Linked DNA regions of Mus musculus: regions 1 and 2 are each linked to region 3. Evidence: chromatin loops called from intact Hi-C (ENCODE). Cell type or tissue: left cerebral cortex. All regions are shown on one strand.

The links. A loop is a pair of places that touch in the nucleus more often than their neighbours do. Peaks named below come from ENCODE experiments on the same cell type or tissue, not always from the same donor. Only the 100,000 strongest peaks of a DNase experiment are listed, where the experiment ranks them.
Region 1: a loop joins it to region 3, with 5 times the contacts of the local background. A loop is called at or near these places in 19 of 42 quality-filtered maps.
Region 2: a loop joins it to region 3, with 9 times the contacts of the local background. A loop is called at or near these places in 40 of 42 quality-filtered maps.

The regions. Positions count from the first base shown.
Region 1 is chr14:19,856,450-19,861,449 of GRCm38, forward strand. No RefSeq gene overlaps it. Among named protein-coding and RNA genes, the nearest start is that of D14Ertd670e, 20 kb to the left of the region's middle. In left cerebral cortex, a CTCF peak has its summit at 2,908 (motif pointing right); DNase peaks (open chromatin) are centred at 2,961 and 3,021; H3K4me3 peaks cover 401 bases; H3K27ac peaks cover 547 bases.
Region 2 is chr14:19,837,339-19,842,338 of GRCm38, forward strand. It overlaps D14Ertd670e (DNA segment, Chr 14, ERATO Doi 670, expressed), which reads left to right and starts at 1,587. Exons shown (of 3, transcript NR_105025.1): 1 at 1,587-1,649; 2 at 4,578-4,706. In left cerebral cortex, a CTCF peak has its summit at 2,683 (motif pointing right); a DNase peak (open chromatin) is centred at 2,682; H3K4me3 peaks cover 707 bases.
Region 3 is chr14:20,065,288-20,070,287 of GRCm38, forward strand. No RefSeq gene overlaps it. Among named protein-coding and RNA genes, the nearest start is that of Saysd1, 15 kb to the right of the region's middle. In left cerebral cortex, a CTCF peak has its summit at 2,240 (motif pointing left); a DNase peak (open chromatin) is centred at 2,225.

The sequences.
Region 1 (5,000 bases), 210 kb before region 3:
AAAGACAGTACAACAACACAATCAGAAAGAAAAAAAGATGAACTCAGACATATCTTCACTTATACACTAAAACCAAAAGGACAGTAGGGTGTCCCCTCAATCCCAGAGACAGGGTCTACAATATTGTTATATCTTGCTTTTTGTTTCTCCAAATGTCTAGACTTCAAAGTAGGACAGAACAACTCACTGATAGGTCCAAGCTTTAGAAGCACATTCTTACTTTCTTTCTTTTTTTTTTTTTTTTTTTCTCACTCCATAAGAAGCACACATGGAAACACAGTGTCCCTCAGTAGTATAAGCATAGTCCTTTGAGTCTATGTAAGGACAACATTCTTACTTTCAATTTACAAATTTGTGGCAGTTGCAATCTGGGATCCCTGGGACCTATCCAGTCCACTTTGGGTTTGTTCCCTGTGGGGCTTATTCCAGACCCCTAGCCCTGAGTCTAAGGTCTCCTAGGGATCTCGCTGGGGCCTCCAAACATCATGGCGTTTGTGATCCCTGGAAAAGACCCAGGAAAAGAGTTAATCCAACTATAACTTTAAAATTTATTGTCTAGCTGCTAGAAGGACAAACAATCTATGAGTCAAATTTGAGATTGTTGTGAAGGAGGGGCATGCAGAAGGACTTTTAAAGGGAAAAACCTTCAATATCTTTGTAAATAAGTAAATACTGTTTTGTTCTGCTAAATTAAGTGGTTAAGGCAATTCAAAACAATCTTTGTGTATCTGTGTAAGCAAGTTGCAGAAGTAAAAAAGCAGTTAGTCATATCATAACAAGTAGATAGTCATAGCTGTCCATTTCTGGGTGGTGGTCACTGAATCAGGGTTACTGGGAACTTATCTTTCAGGGAGTGGAGTCAGAGACAATGGCTGGCAAGTACCAAGATGAATGCTTAGCATATAATGGAGTTTCATTAGCCACACAGAGTCATTTTGATGGCCCAAGCTTTCCTCACTACAGTCAAAACCTCTGAAAATGAGAGCCAAATAAACCTTTCCCTTATAAACTGTTATGCCAGGCATTTTGTGATAACAACACAGTTTGACTAATATATCCACTAAGGCACTGAGGCCTTTCCATCCACCAAGCCAGTTTCTTAGTGAAAGTCCTTGGTCTCTGCTATCTCAAGCAAAACGTTCCAACTATTGGTCCTTTTGCATCCACTTATCATCATGCAGCTGGGGTGAAAGTCTAAGTACCAAGTCAAATCTTGACACTTTTCGGGGCTCAGTGATGCCTCTGGAATGAAAAAGTCTGGAGAGCCTTGCTAAGTAAAACAAATTATGAATTTTGTTTTATTGCAGAAAGTTATGGGAGGTTTCTGAAGAGACAAGTATTTGGTACAAAGGAGATTTGCTCCAGAGGGACAAAAGGCAGCAAATTAGAGACAAAGATAGAAGATAAAGGACAATGGAGAAGGGGACAGGAACAAGAGATGGGGGAAGGAGTATTAGCCTGAGAAGGACAAAGGACTGCCTCTGAATAAAGAGGAGACAGACATGACCCATAGGCAAATGGCAGTTTGTAAAGGTAAAAGGGGAAATCCCATGTTAAAATGAGGTGTTTAATTTTGACTGGGCATGTTAATTGGAACAGCCAAAATGGGGCTTTTGATCTGGACTTTAGTATTTTGATAGCTGGACCTTGGTAGTTAGCCTGAGGAGGAGGAAGTGGCCAAATAAGGGAATAGATCTTGGTAGTTAGCTTTAGGAATGTAATCTAAGGGTTTTTAATAAGGCAGAGGAAATGGGGAAGGGCAAGGCCTGCCAGAGCCATGTTTGCCATGCCTAGGCAGGCCACAGTCACTTCAGTTTGTTTTGTTAAGTCACTAACAAACAATTTATACTTCTAGATTCATAACTTTGTTGTTTCCAACAGTTATACATATTATAACACAGTCCTTAACCAGTTCCAACCAGGCCTGCCTCTCCCACATTAGAGGGGCTGTTTACAACCTAACAAGCAAACATCACTCTGCCCCTGCTTGCACGTGACCATCCTTCCCAAGGCTGTGAGCAGCAAGATCACCTGTTCATTAGCAGGGTGTTTTGGGAGCTGTGCTTAGGAAGGCATTGTTGGCCAAGGTTTCTCCAGCTTCTCTAGCTTCCCTTAGACTTGCTACTCATTTGCATTTAAAGGGAGTATAGTTCTCTCACTGGGTCCCTACAGTGGCGATTCTGAACATAGCTATAGCTCTTGTCACCCAAAGTGAAGTAACTTCAATTAAATTATTTATATGTATTTATCTATCATATATGAATTTTAAGCATGAATAATACATAAATATAAAATAATACGGTGTTCTAACCCCATGGCCAGGCATGGGAAATCTCCCTTTCAGTTGTTGATCAGGGGATTCCAAGAGACACCATCCCCAAACCATCTAGGGTATTGTCATAATCCTTGGTTATCACCTTGAAATTGAAGGTAAGATCTCATTGCTGAAGATACCACATACTTCAGACACAGAAGTATGACTTTCATAGTGTGAGAAGGTACTGTGCAAGCAGACGAGAGAGAGAGGAACAATCAATAATCCTACCCAGGTGGGGTGGGGGAGGTGAGGTGGAGTGGAGGGGTAGGGACATCTTCTCGGAGACAGGGGTGGGAGGAGGGTGGTGGGAGGGAGAGGAATGGGATGAGGAACTGTCAGAGGGTAGACCAGGAGGAGGATAATGACTGGACTGTAAAAAAAAAAACGATTAAAGATAATAAATTAAATAGAAAGAAGGAAAGGAAGGAAGGGAGGGAGGGAGGGAGGGAGGGAGGGAGGGAGAGAGAGAGAGAGAGAGAGAGAGAGAGAGAGAGAGAGAGAGAGAGAGAGAGAGAGAGAGAGAGAAAGAAGTGTCCTTCTGAGAACAGGCCAGTAGAGGGAGCTTGTAAGAAAATATTTCTGTCTAGGAGCTGGAAAATTCCCACCGAGGAGACTCCGTGATTTTAATTATTGTAATTAATGGTAAATTCAAGCAGACTTACACAGGACACAAACCAGAACAGCCACAAATTTGCGGAGGTGCCAAGTGCAGGAAGCCCAGTGGAGAGCCTTCCAAAGTGCTATTCAAGCTCCGGGTTCCAAGCCTCATTCCCATTACATAATTCAAAAATCTGTGGGATTTAGGATGTGCAGTGTTTAGGTTCGTCAGAGCTATCTAAGCTTTCTGAGAAATTATTCCCAAGTAGAAAGTCAGTGCTGGCTGGGAGCTGTGAAGAAGCTGTTGTTCTCTAGACTTTGCCTTTCTTGCAGCTTGAAGACAGGGAGCAAGAATGTCACACTGATGGATGAAACCATCCAAGGAAAATACAGAAACTGCAATTTGAGTGCTAAGTAATTTCCATGTCAAAACTTCTCTTTTGATACATATTTTTGGTTGTGAGCCTAGCCTTTAACGGCTGAGCCATCTCTCCAGCCCTTGATACATATTTTTAATAAAATCTATCTATCTATCTATCTATCTATCTATCTATCTATCTATCTATCTATCACTGTTGTTGCTATTGTTGTATACAGAGTTTCTCTGTGTAGCCTTGGCTGGCCTAGAACTTACTCTGTAGACCAGGCTGGCCTCAAACTCAGAGTACCTCTGCCCCCTTGGGTGCTGGGATTAAAGGTGTATACCACCAGTGCCCTGCTCTTTTGAGAATTTTAATCATTATACTACAAACACCAGGTGAACTTGGCTATGGCTTTGGTTTGTTAACCCCTGATCTAAACCAACACTTAGCCCAACCTTCGAACTTCATCTGCAGTGTCTGTGTTTCTCTTCAGGAATACTTGGATAAATATTTGCTTCCTGGGCCCATGTAGAGATAGTCACCTCAAAAACAAACAAAACCCCAAACAAGAAAATTAAAAACAAACAAACAAAAATTAATCAAACAAACTACACCCCCCCACACACACACCACCACTACCACCACCACATTTCTTTGAGCACTCCAGAAAGAGAGGCAGATGGATCTCTGTGAGTTGGAGGCCAGCCTGGTCTACATTGTAAGTTCCAGGACAGTTAGTACTGTGTAGAGAGACTATGTTGTGGTAAATCTCCTCCCAAATATGCCCCGGCAATGACAACACAACTCAGTTAATATGAATACAAGCCATGCGCCTAGATTGGGCAGATCTACCGCTACACTACCATCTTCTCCTGAAAGTATAACAACGTAAAAACAGAATTCTAGGCCTTTAGGCCCAGGCTTGGGAATGTGGCCTTTGTAAAGGTATGCTAATCATAAAAGAGATAGCGACATTCCTCTACCCACCTGCTTCCTGGGTTCAAAGAGTGCTCATTCAAAGAAAGTCACCCTGGCCATTACCAGAACCTGCAATGCAAATGTTCTATTGTTAGGGGCTCTTAGAAGCTGTCTTGAGAGTTAACAATTACCAGGTATTCCTTGTGACTCTTGTAACTTTACACTTCCTTGTGACTCTTAACTGGTATCTTTGGTATCTTCCAACAACGCCCTCCCCACTTCCTTGAGTTTCTGGTTTCTTCCTTTAAATACCCCCTTACCCAGCTACTCGGAGCGCCAAGGTCCTCTACCCTGTGTGGTGTATGACCATGGGCCCGAGAGCGCTCTTGAATAAAAATCCTCTTGCAATTTGCAGCAAGACCCGTTTCTTGTGGGTGATTTTGGGGTGTCGCCTCTCCTGAGTCAGAATGTGGGGGAGCCCTCACATTGTGGGTCTTTCATTCCATCTTATCAGAACTTGAACTTAGAACTTGCAGTTTCTCCAGGCCATGTGCTTCTGCTCTGCTTTTCTTAGTCTTCTTCCTCCTCTACACCCTCTCCCTCTTCCATTTTCCCCTTCTTCCCTCCCCTACCTTCTGTTCCACCTTCCCTTTTATCTGCCCAATCATCAGCTCTCCTTTATTTTACAAATTAAGGTGGGAAGCAGGTCTACAGGAAATCACCTGAGTGGTGACTCATTCCTTGTTCACAACCACTCACAGGAGAACGGAATTAACATCCAATATAATGAGCCCCAGGACTATCTA
Region 2 (5,000 bases), 230 kb before region 3:
GTTTGGGGTTTTTTTTGTTTTGTTTTGTTTTGTTTTGTTTTGAGACAGGGTTTCTCTGTGTAGCCCTGGCTGTCCTGGAACTCACTCTGTAGACCAGGCTGGCCTCGAACTCAGAAATCCGCCTGCCTCTGCCTCCTGAGTGCTGGGATTAAAGGCGTGCGCCACCACGCCGGGCTTCCTTGCTTTTTATGGTATGTTTTGGAGAGGAAGCCAGGCCTCAGGTACTCTACCCCTCGGAGCTACAGCCCAATTATTTTTACCCTCACTTTATTTGCATATTTAACTAATATTACTAATTTGTATAGCTGAAAATTCCTATATTCACTTTTTTTTTTTTTTTAGTTTTGTTTTCTTTGTTTTTGAGACGGTTTCACTATGTATCTCTAGCTGGCCCATAGCTCTATACGTAGATCAGGCTGGCCTTGAACTTACAGAGAGTTGCCCACCTCTATCTCCCAAGTGTTTGGACTTAAAAGCATGCACCACCATACCTAGCTATGTTTACATTTTATCTACATGAATACTTAATATGTTTGTTTAATTTTCTCTCTTTTATTTACACCTACTGTACCTATATACCAAATAATAGTCTCAACATTCTGATTTTTATGCAGCTAATACTTTGCACAGAATCTGAAGATACATGCACAGCTGACATAAGATTCAGCTGTGTAACAACAGCTCTCAATCCTTTTGGCAACCCTCTAGCTCCAAAAAATATTTACATTATAGTTTGTAACAGTAGCAAAATTATAGTTATGGAGTAGCAGAGAAAATAACTTTATGGTACGAGATCATCACATTATGCAGAGCTGTATTAAAGAGTTGCATCATTGGGAAGGTTTAGAACCACTGGAGCTGGGCATGGTGGCCCATGCCTTTAATCCTGGCACTCAGGAGGCAGAGATAGGCAGATTTCTGAGTTCCAGGCCAGCCTGGTCTACAAAGTGAATTCCAGGACAGCCAGGGCTATACAGAGAAACCCTGTCTCGAAAAAACGAAACAAAAACAACGACAAAAACAAACAAACAAAAAAAAAATCCCAACCTCAAACAAAGAACAAAACAGCAAAAATAATTTTAGCCGGGCATGGTGGCGCACACCTTTAATCCCAGCACTTGGGAGGCAGAGCCAGGCGGATTTCTGAGTTGGAGGCCAGCCTGATCTACAAAGTGAGTTCCAGGACAGCCAGGGCTACACAGAGAAACCCTGTCTCGAAAAAACAAACAAAAGAAAAAACAAAAACAAAAAACAAAAAAAGGAAAGAGAGAGAGAGAGAGAGAGAGAGAGAGAGAGAGAGAGAGAGAGAGAGCCACTGGACAATGGTGTGAACCTTGTCCTTTGCAGGTGTCAGAAATCCATGGCACCTGGAACAGATGCCTCAGAACTGCCAGAAACCCATCAGACCACACATTTTCAAGCTGGATATAGTGATGTACCTCTGTAATCCCAGCACGCAGGAGGCTGAGGCAGGAGGATTGTAAGTTTAAGGTCAGCTTTGAGCAGCAAAACCCTGCCTGAAAAAATGAAGTGAAGAAGTACCCACTCCCCAGCCTCCACCACGCCTCAGACTTGTTAAATGAAACCTGGGCCACAGGCCTGAGAATGGCTACCACAAGCTGAGTGAGCTTCCCATTGAAATGACTAAGGTAACACTACCTGATTCCGTTGTGTGTGTGCTTAGACGGTTCTCAGCCCTTCCCACAAAGGCCACGTATCCCTTGGCAACACGTTTGAGATCTCCATGGCCTTGACTACGGTCCAGATGTGCTGAACAGAGTAATTGGCGAGTTATGTCTAAAATACCTATTAAGCTCTGCCAGGAGTGAATGTTTCAAGTTTACTCTGACGCTCATATAAATGTATCTGTGTGGTTTTGCCTTAAAAGCTCTGTATCCCTGAGCTCAGGCACCAAGAGACATTTTGAAGGGCTCAAGCCCCTCTTTGGTCTGGTTATTAATAAAAGGACTTAAAATTATTGTCTAAATCAGTATGGTTGTCAGTAAGTATCTCATGTGGATCATAAAATTGGAAGCCACACGAGATTTCCCACCCTCTGCTCCATGAGACTCAACCTCGCTCCTGGCCTTCCTCGTGCAGGAGGGGCTGCAGGGGAGGCTCCTTCGCTGAGCATTCCAGGACCCCACACCTCTCATTGAGTCCGGAGAGGTCCGGAGTTACTGCTGTGTTCCCAGCAAGGAATCCTTCTGTCACTGGTAGGAGGTGACTCTGTAGACTGAATTATGGGTGGTGAGCATGTGCCCCCATGGAAGCCTTCTGGATAAGAGAGATAGGCCCCGAAAAGGGGGTCTCTTCTGGGTAAGATGGATGGATATTTAAGGCCCTCATCCTGTTTTAGGAAGACAATATTCGACAGGAAACTCTTTCCTAGTCCCCCTTCTACACTAAATTGGAACGTAAAGAGTGGGGACTCTGAATCCTGGTTCAGTCTCTCATGTGAGGTCTGGTTTCAGTTTTGCTTGAATGAGTGACTGGCCAACTGTGTGGATTATTGAATGCATGAAAGGCAAGTCTGACCCAGAGAACTGACTGAACGTGTGACAGGCACGTTTGGGGTTTGTTTAATTGATTTCTTGATTTTGCTGTTGGTGTTTTTGTTTTGTCGGATCTGATCTGACCAACTGGTTAAAATTCTGCTGTTTTCCCGTATTCTGCCAACAGGTGGCACCCTCTGCCGATGTTAGCTCCTTGTTTTTTGATTTGTACCCCAGTGCTTCTCTTACCCGGGCCCTACAGTTGGGGGGTCTGTCCCCAGCCCTGGCCTTCTTCATGTGACAATGTCCCCCGGGACCTGGGTAGGCTGGATTCTCTGTGGGCTCTAGCGAGGGTGCGGGACGGAGCCCTTCACTCCTCTTGGCTCTAAGTGGAGCCTGGGCCTGGACAGTGGCCTTCGTGCACCGGTGCAGGGAGGGCTGCTCTCTTCACCTACTGCCCTGCCAGCTTCTAAGGCACCTTTGGCTTCCCAGCTTGAGGGCCCACCATACCCCATTCTGGATTCAAGTCCCAGCATCTGTTTTTCTGTCACATAAGACGCTTTTCCTTCCAGAGGCGGGTGGGGGTGGGGGTGGGGGGGAGTGGTTTAAAGAAGGGCATCACCCTTTCCTTGATCTCTATACTCCTTTCTCTACTTCAGATCTGCATAACTGGAAGACACAGAGTCCCTTTTTCTGATAAGCCCAAGCCCCCCACTCTCTTCTGGAATCTGTCCCATGCACCCGTTTCCCTACCTGGAATGTTTGTCAGTAATTCCTTCTGACCAGTTACTCCCAAAGGAAAAGGGATTCATGGGCATAGATCTGAATTGAGATAAAGGTTTTTTTTTGGGGGGGGGGGCTCAGCTGCTGGTATGAATGCTTTTAAAAAGCTACTCGATTTGAGGCAGTCTCTCCATCCAAATGGGACCCCAATACATATGCAGGTTCCCAGGCTGTGGACACTTGTCACCAGAATCTTATGACTGGAATTCAGGGTGCAGCTTGCCACCACTAATTTGTCTTAAACTACTGAGGCTCCTCCAGCCCCAGAAGAGTCTCCTGGGGCATTTCTTGAAGATTGGAAGAAACCTTCAGATCTTACATCTCTTTATTCATTAGCGTAAAAAAAAAAGTTAGAGTGTAAAATTTGGCTTTTGTCACTCAGTCAGCTCTGGACACCCATAAGAAAATCTCCAAAAACTAGAGGGCTTTTCAGGGATGAATACATCTCAGTCCATCAAGGTAAAAGTTAATAACTGAGACTCTACAGCAGAGGACAGGCAAAATGCCGTGGCTGCTGCTGAGCTCTACGAAGGCAAGCAAGGTTTATGCTGACTGCATTCCAGTCAGCTCACTCTGAGGCCCTACGGCTCATACTGCACTGTTCTGTATCCAAGGGAATGACCCTCAAACAAACAAACAAACCAAATTTACCAATGTAATGATGGCAATACAGGGAGTCACAGGCAGGTGGTGACTCACTCCTTTGTGGTGGTCTCGGACTGCTCTTTCTCCTTTTGGGCAGAGGTATTCTTTGAAAATTAGGTACCATTGTGATAGCTAATGAAACTCCATGTTCATGCTAGGCATCCATCTTGGTACCTAATAGCTGTTTTTCCCCCACTCAAGCTCCTAGAAAATAAATTCTTGGGAACCCTGACTCCTTAACCCTCTGCCCAGAAATGTACAACTATGGCCATCTGCTTGTTATGATATGAATAATTGCTGATTTTGGTTTCTATAACCTGCCCATTCAGACATTCAAGGACTATTTTGAAGTCACCTTGACCATCTAATCTTAGCAGAGAGGAAAAGCTCTTCTGGGTTTCATCTTTAAAAGACCTTCTTTCACCTGCCTCTGGATAGCATATCTCTGATTTGGGCCAAAGACTGTGGGTGACCCTGCTGGTGGCTTTAATAAATTTGATTAATTAAAATCTGAAATGAGTCTAGGGATCTTTTCTGGGTGTTCTTGAATTCCATAACACCATCATCTCCTTTACTCTTCAAGAAACTCAGATTTTCTTTACCCCTGCCTACCAACTCAGCTGAACTGCTCTCTGTATAAAGAATATCTTCTAGTTCTCCCAGATGCCACAGCAGAAACAAATCCAGACCCAAGGACCCTGCTCCAGGATTTGCAACAACAATTCCCTAAGAAACAGGCTGAGAGAAGTCCTCCTGGCATGGCACCACCACCCACCAGTTCTGGTAAGTCTCTTCACTATAGCCACATCAGTGAGGTCTGGTGATATCCTTGGAAGCCAAAAGCTAGACCAGAAATTGCTCCACCTATCAAGGGGCTGTTTGAAAGTAATTACCTTACCCCCATGGCAGTTGGCTTGGAATTTACCTTTCCTGCCTGTGCATAAACCAGAGACCTCAGGTTATCAGTCAGTTCAATATCTCCAAGAAGCAAATAAATGGACAGAAATCATTCCTCTCACAGTTCCAAATCTCACCAGACTACCAGGTCTATACAGAAGTAAGCCTTAAGAATGCTTA
Region 3 (5,000 bases):
AGGTTAACTTTAGGCCTCGGGCTAATGTCTTCCTTTGGAATAGGTTACAACTGGTAATATGTTTAGGGTCGGGGCCTAGAGTCAGCTTTAGAATAGGACTAGGGTTAGCATTTAATTTTGCTCTAGAGTGGTGTTAGGGTTGATACTAAGTTTAGCATTAGGCTAGAATTAATGTCTACAGTTAGTTCAGCCTACAGTTAGTGTTGCTGCTGGGACTAGGGTGAGAGGTGGGACAAGGGGTAGGGTTCTAAGGTTAGGGTTAGACTCAGACTATGTTTAGTTCTAGAGGGGAGGTTATGGTTGGATTAGGGTTAGGATTGGGTTTTAAAGTGGTGTTAGGGTTTTTGTTAGGGCTAAGTTTAGAGTCCGTGTTGGTCTCTAGTTAGAATTAGGCTATGGTTATGTTATTCAGGGAATAGAGTTATGAGTCTAGATATTGTTCTGCAGCAGTTCAAGACAGGGTTAGGCCTTGTTTTAGGAATAGGGCCAGGCTGTGGTTATGGGTAGGTTGCAGTTTAGTGTCAGAGTTGTTGGTATTATAATTAGAACAATGGTTAGCTTTTGCTAGGCTTAGGATTAGAGTTAGTGCTAGGGGTAGTGCTATGACTATGGTTAGGGTCAGAGCTAGGGTTAGTGCTAGGGTTAAGGTTACCATTAGGGCTTGTCTTAGTGTTAGTTATTGGGGTGGCTTTAAGGCTGGGATTCCCAGGGTTAAAGTTAAGTCTAGGGTTTGTATTATTTAAGTTTATTCTTTGAGTTCATGTTCAAGATGAGCCAGACCTTGGAAAGTTTGGTTTAATGTTTAAACCTTAAACCATCATTTCGTTGCAAGATTTAGATTTAGGATTGGTGTTAGCATTTTTCTCAAGCCTTGGAACAAGTTTAGAGTTAGATATTGTTTGGGTGAGACCTATGGATAGAGTTCTTTGGTTATGCTCATAAATAAAGCTAAGGATTTTAGTATTGATAAATGTAGTGATATGTTTAAATTTAGGGTCAGGTATCATTATAGATATTGCTAGTGTTACAGCTTTGGTTGCAATAGTTTTATGGGTATTTCTAGGGTTGTTTGTATCAGGTTTCTATGGTTTGCTATTTGGTCTTGTTCTGTGTTAATTTTATAGTTAGCACTTATATGAAGAGAAGAATATGTATTGTTTAAGAATGGTGTTAGGTTAGGGTTACTTTCAGGTTAGGGTTATATCTGGCATTTGTGCCAATGTTAAGGCTAAGTAGACTTAAAGATGGAGAAAGGATAGGCCTATAGTTATGGAATAGACTACATTTAAGATTAGGTCTAGGTTTAGCATTGGAATAGGACTAATCTAGGTTCAGGTTAGGGTTAGACCTAAGTTTAGGCTTAGGCTTGGGTTTAGACTATTGGTTATATTAGGTATAGGGTAGGTTTGGGTGTAGGATTAGCATTAGTGTTAGTTTTAGGATTAGCATTAGGGATAGGGATAGTCTAGATTCAGTTATAGCTACGATTAGAATTGGGTTAGACACAGGGTTAGAGTTATGGTTAAGGTTGAGGCTGCATATAAGTGATCTACTTGCTGATCACAGTGATCATTGTGCCTTTCCTCATGCCAGGCCTTTACTCTGACACTGTGAACTGTATCCCTCAGAAACCATAAGCTTGACGAAATGCTTTCTTTGATATAAAAATAGAATTTGTAATTAGACACAAAAATAAAGTGCCAAGCCCCATGTTACCTGTAACACTGTCAACTTGAAGCAGCCATGTAGAGACAGAATGGATAAGTGCACACTCGAGGCCAGAACCACCAGGGACACTGCGGGAAAGTACAGATTTCTGTGCGCAGGTGACAGCACATTTTGAGAAGACAGAATGGCATTTGCATGTGTTTGCATCAATGCACATGTGCACGCAAGCATGCATGTGTACACACACTGCAATAAAAAGTTAAAACATAAAAATACATGCTATCATACCATCTGCAGATAAAAATGATTTACCTCTTCTTTTTCTAACCCTGTGCCCTAACTAAAGCCTTCAGTATAACACTGATATGCTAGGGCCCCATTCCATCTTCTAATTCACAGTAGTGAGAGGGCTTGAAATATCACCTTCCTCCATTCTTAACACAGCGTATAAAGGCAGTTCCCACTCAACAGGTAGGGAAAGGAAGGGAGGTGTTTCTGCGACCTCTTCTGGCAAAAGGTCTTCATATATTTGGCCTTAGGAAGTGAAAATGTGCATACCAGGTATGGGGTGCCACCTTGTGGACATAAGAATTTAGTGCCTCTGAGCAGCATCTTCTGCTGCTTTGTCCACTCTTAAAGCTGATGAGATAAAGGTGGGTCGCCCTCACCACAGCACATTTTCTCTCTCACACAGAAACACAGCTGTCGTAGTGTTCTACTGCTGTGAGGAGCTGCCATGATCGTGGCAACTCTTATAAAGGAAAGCATTTCTTCTGGGGTTTTGTGGGCCTGAGTACCAGAGATTTCTGTGGAAATCTCTGGCCAGGCCTGGTGCGAGGAAGCGAATGCGGTCAGGGAGGGGTAATTGCTTCCCCGCTTCCGGGCCTCCGTCTCCGCCATGCAGTAATTCCATGCTACCCTGCACTGAGTCGGGTCAGGCTGGGCTGATGAGAAGCCGACTAGCCAGTGAGGAGTGCGGCAGGGCCTCAGGCGGCGCTTCAGGAGAGTAGATCTCAAGTGTTACAGCTCTTAGGACAAAAGTCTTGGACGACAGAGTAGTTCTCCCACCCCTAATCCTTCTGTATAGGATTCTTATATACAGTTTTGAGATGGGTAAGGGTCTGACAGCAGGTATTTCTCATTGGTTTGGTCTGAGAGCTTTGGGGAAACCTTATTTGCTTGTGGGAGGGCTTGGTGCTATTCCTGTGATGGCCACGTACCTCTCTCTGCGGGGGTGGGGGTGGGGTGGGGGGAGGCTGAAGCTACAAGACAGGAGTCAAGGACCCAGGAGGCGTGGCCGAACACATGCCATCCCATGCAGATAAAAGTCACCACCCATAGGGTCGCCGGGGTTCCAGACCTTTGCTCAACTTGAGACCAGGCTGTCTGTGCACAGCCCACCGCCCCACAGGGTTTGTTTACAGTTCAGAGGTTCAATCCATTATCATCATGGTGGGAAACATGGCAGCCTGCACATAGACATGGTGCTGGATTTGAAAAGTTCTACATCTAGATCTGCCAGCAACAGGAAGAGAGAGTTACTGGGCTGGCTTAAGCATTTGAAAACCTCAAAACCCACCCCCAGTGACATACTTCCCCCAGCAAGACCCACCTCACAATAGCGCCACCCCCTGGAGACCAAGCATTCACATCTATGTGTCTATGGGAGGCATTCAAACCACCACATTCCACTCCCTGGCCCCTACAGGCTTGTAGCCACATCATAGTGCAAATGTGCGTTCAGTCCAACAAGTCTCCATAGTCTAGGAAGGTCTCAACACTGTCTGCAAGTCCAAAGTCCAAAGCCTCGTCTGAGACTCACGGCAATCTCCTAACTTTAATCCCCTACAAAATCAAAATAGAAAAGCAGACCACATACTTCAAACATACAATGGTACAGAATATAAATTACCATTCTAAAAGGAAGAAACGGGAGCACAGTAAGGAAAGAATGGACCAGAAAGACCTAAAACCAGCAGGGCACACTCCAAACTCTGTGTCTTCGTGTCTGATGTCAAAGCACTCTTCAAATCTCCAAGTCCTTTCAGCTTTGTTGACTGCAGCACACCTCTCTCTTGGGCTTGTCCCACCCTGTTATTAGCGCTCCTTGGCAGGTACCCCACAACTCTGCCATCTCCAATGTCTTGGGGTCTCCAAGGCTCCCCCTTCACAGTTCCATGCAGGAACACCCTTGACACATGTCTGGCCTCAGCAGCTTTCCTTAACTTTTCTATCCTTGACTCCAAAGTCAGAGCCAAGTGGCTGAAGCTGCCCCTCATTCAATCAGCTTTCTGTTTTCAATGGTTTTTCTTCACTTCCTAAGCTTGTCTATTCTGGAACTCACTCTGTAGACCAGGCTGCCTCTGCCTCTCAAGTGCTGGGAATAAAACTGTGTGCCTCCACGCCCAGCCTCAAACTTCTTTAATCCCTTTTCACAAGAAGGGAGCTTAGCAGGCGGGGTCTTGCCCTTTGTCCACTTAGAACCAGGCTCTCACCTAAATGTTTCTGGGGCTCCTCTTCCCCTCAATCATATATTTTGTACTCTTCCTTGCTCAGCTTTCTCCTGTTCTTTATAGATCTGCATAAGACTGGCTACTGATAAGCACACAACAGTCGATACTAGCCTAGTTTGAAATCTTTGAGGCTAGCCTGGTCTACAGAGTGAGTTCCAAAACAGCCAGGACTACACAGAGAACTCTATCTTGAAAAACATAATAATAATTAAAATAATAATAAAGACAGCCACATACTTCAACAAAATGGTCTCTAGACAACATGCTATTATTCTATTTCCCCTCTGAAACATAATGAGCTGGGCCTCCACAATTCCAACACCCTCAGCACTGCTGCCTTCCATGCTCCTACTAGGATGGCTCATTAAGTCCGACTTCAATTGCTTTCCTAGGCCAAAATCCTAAAGTCTTAGGACAGCATTGTAGTTACATGTGTATTTGAGATTTCTTTCCTGTGGATTTGAGAGTCGGGTAATATATCAAATTCACAATTGAAAGTGATCTGGTGGCTTGGAAAAATGTCTCGGTGGTAAAGTGCTTGCTATACAAAGGTGAGGACCTGAGTTCAGACCTCAGCACCACATAAAAGGCTGCTTGTGTTTGTAACTCCAGAGCTAGGGAGGCTAAGTCAGTGAATTCCCAGAGCTGGCTGGCTGGTCAGCTTAATTAATGAGCTCCAAGTTCAATAAGAGACTTTGTTTCAAGAAATATGAGGTCAACACCCCATATGAACCTTTGGCTTCCTTCCACAAGCATATACATTCATGTACACTGGCATCCATGTGTACATGTCAGAAATTCACACACACGCACACAAAG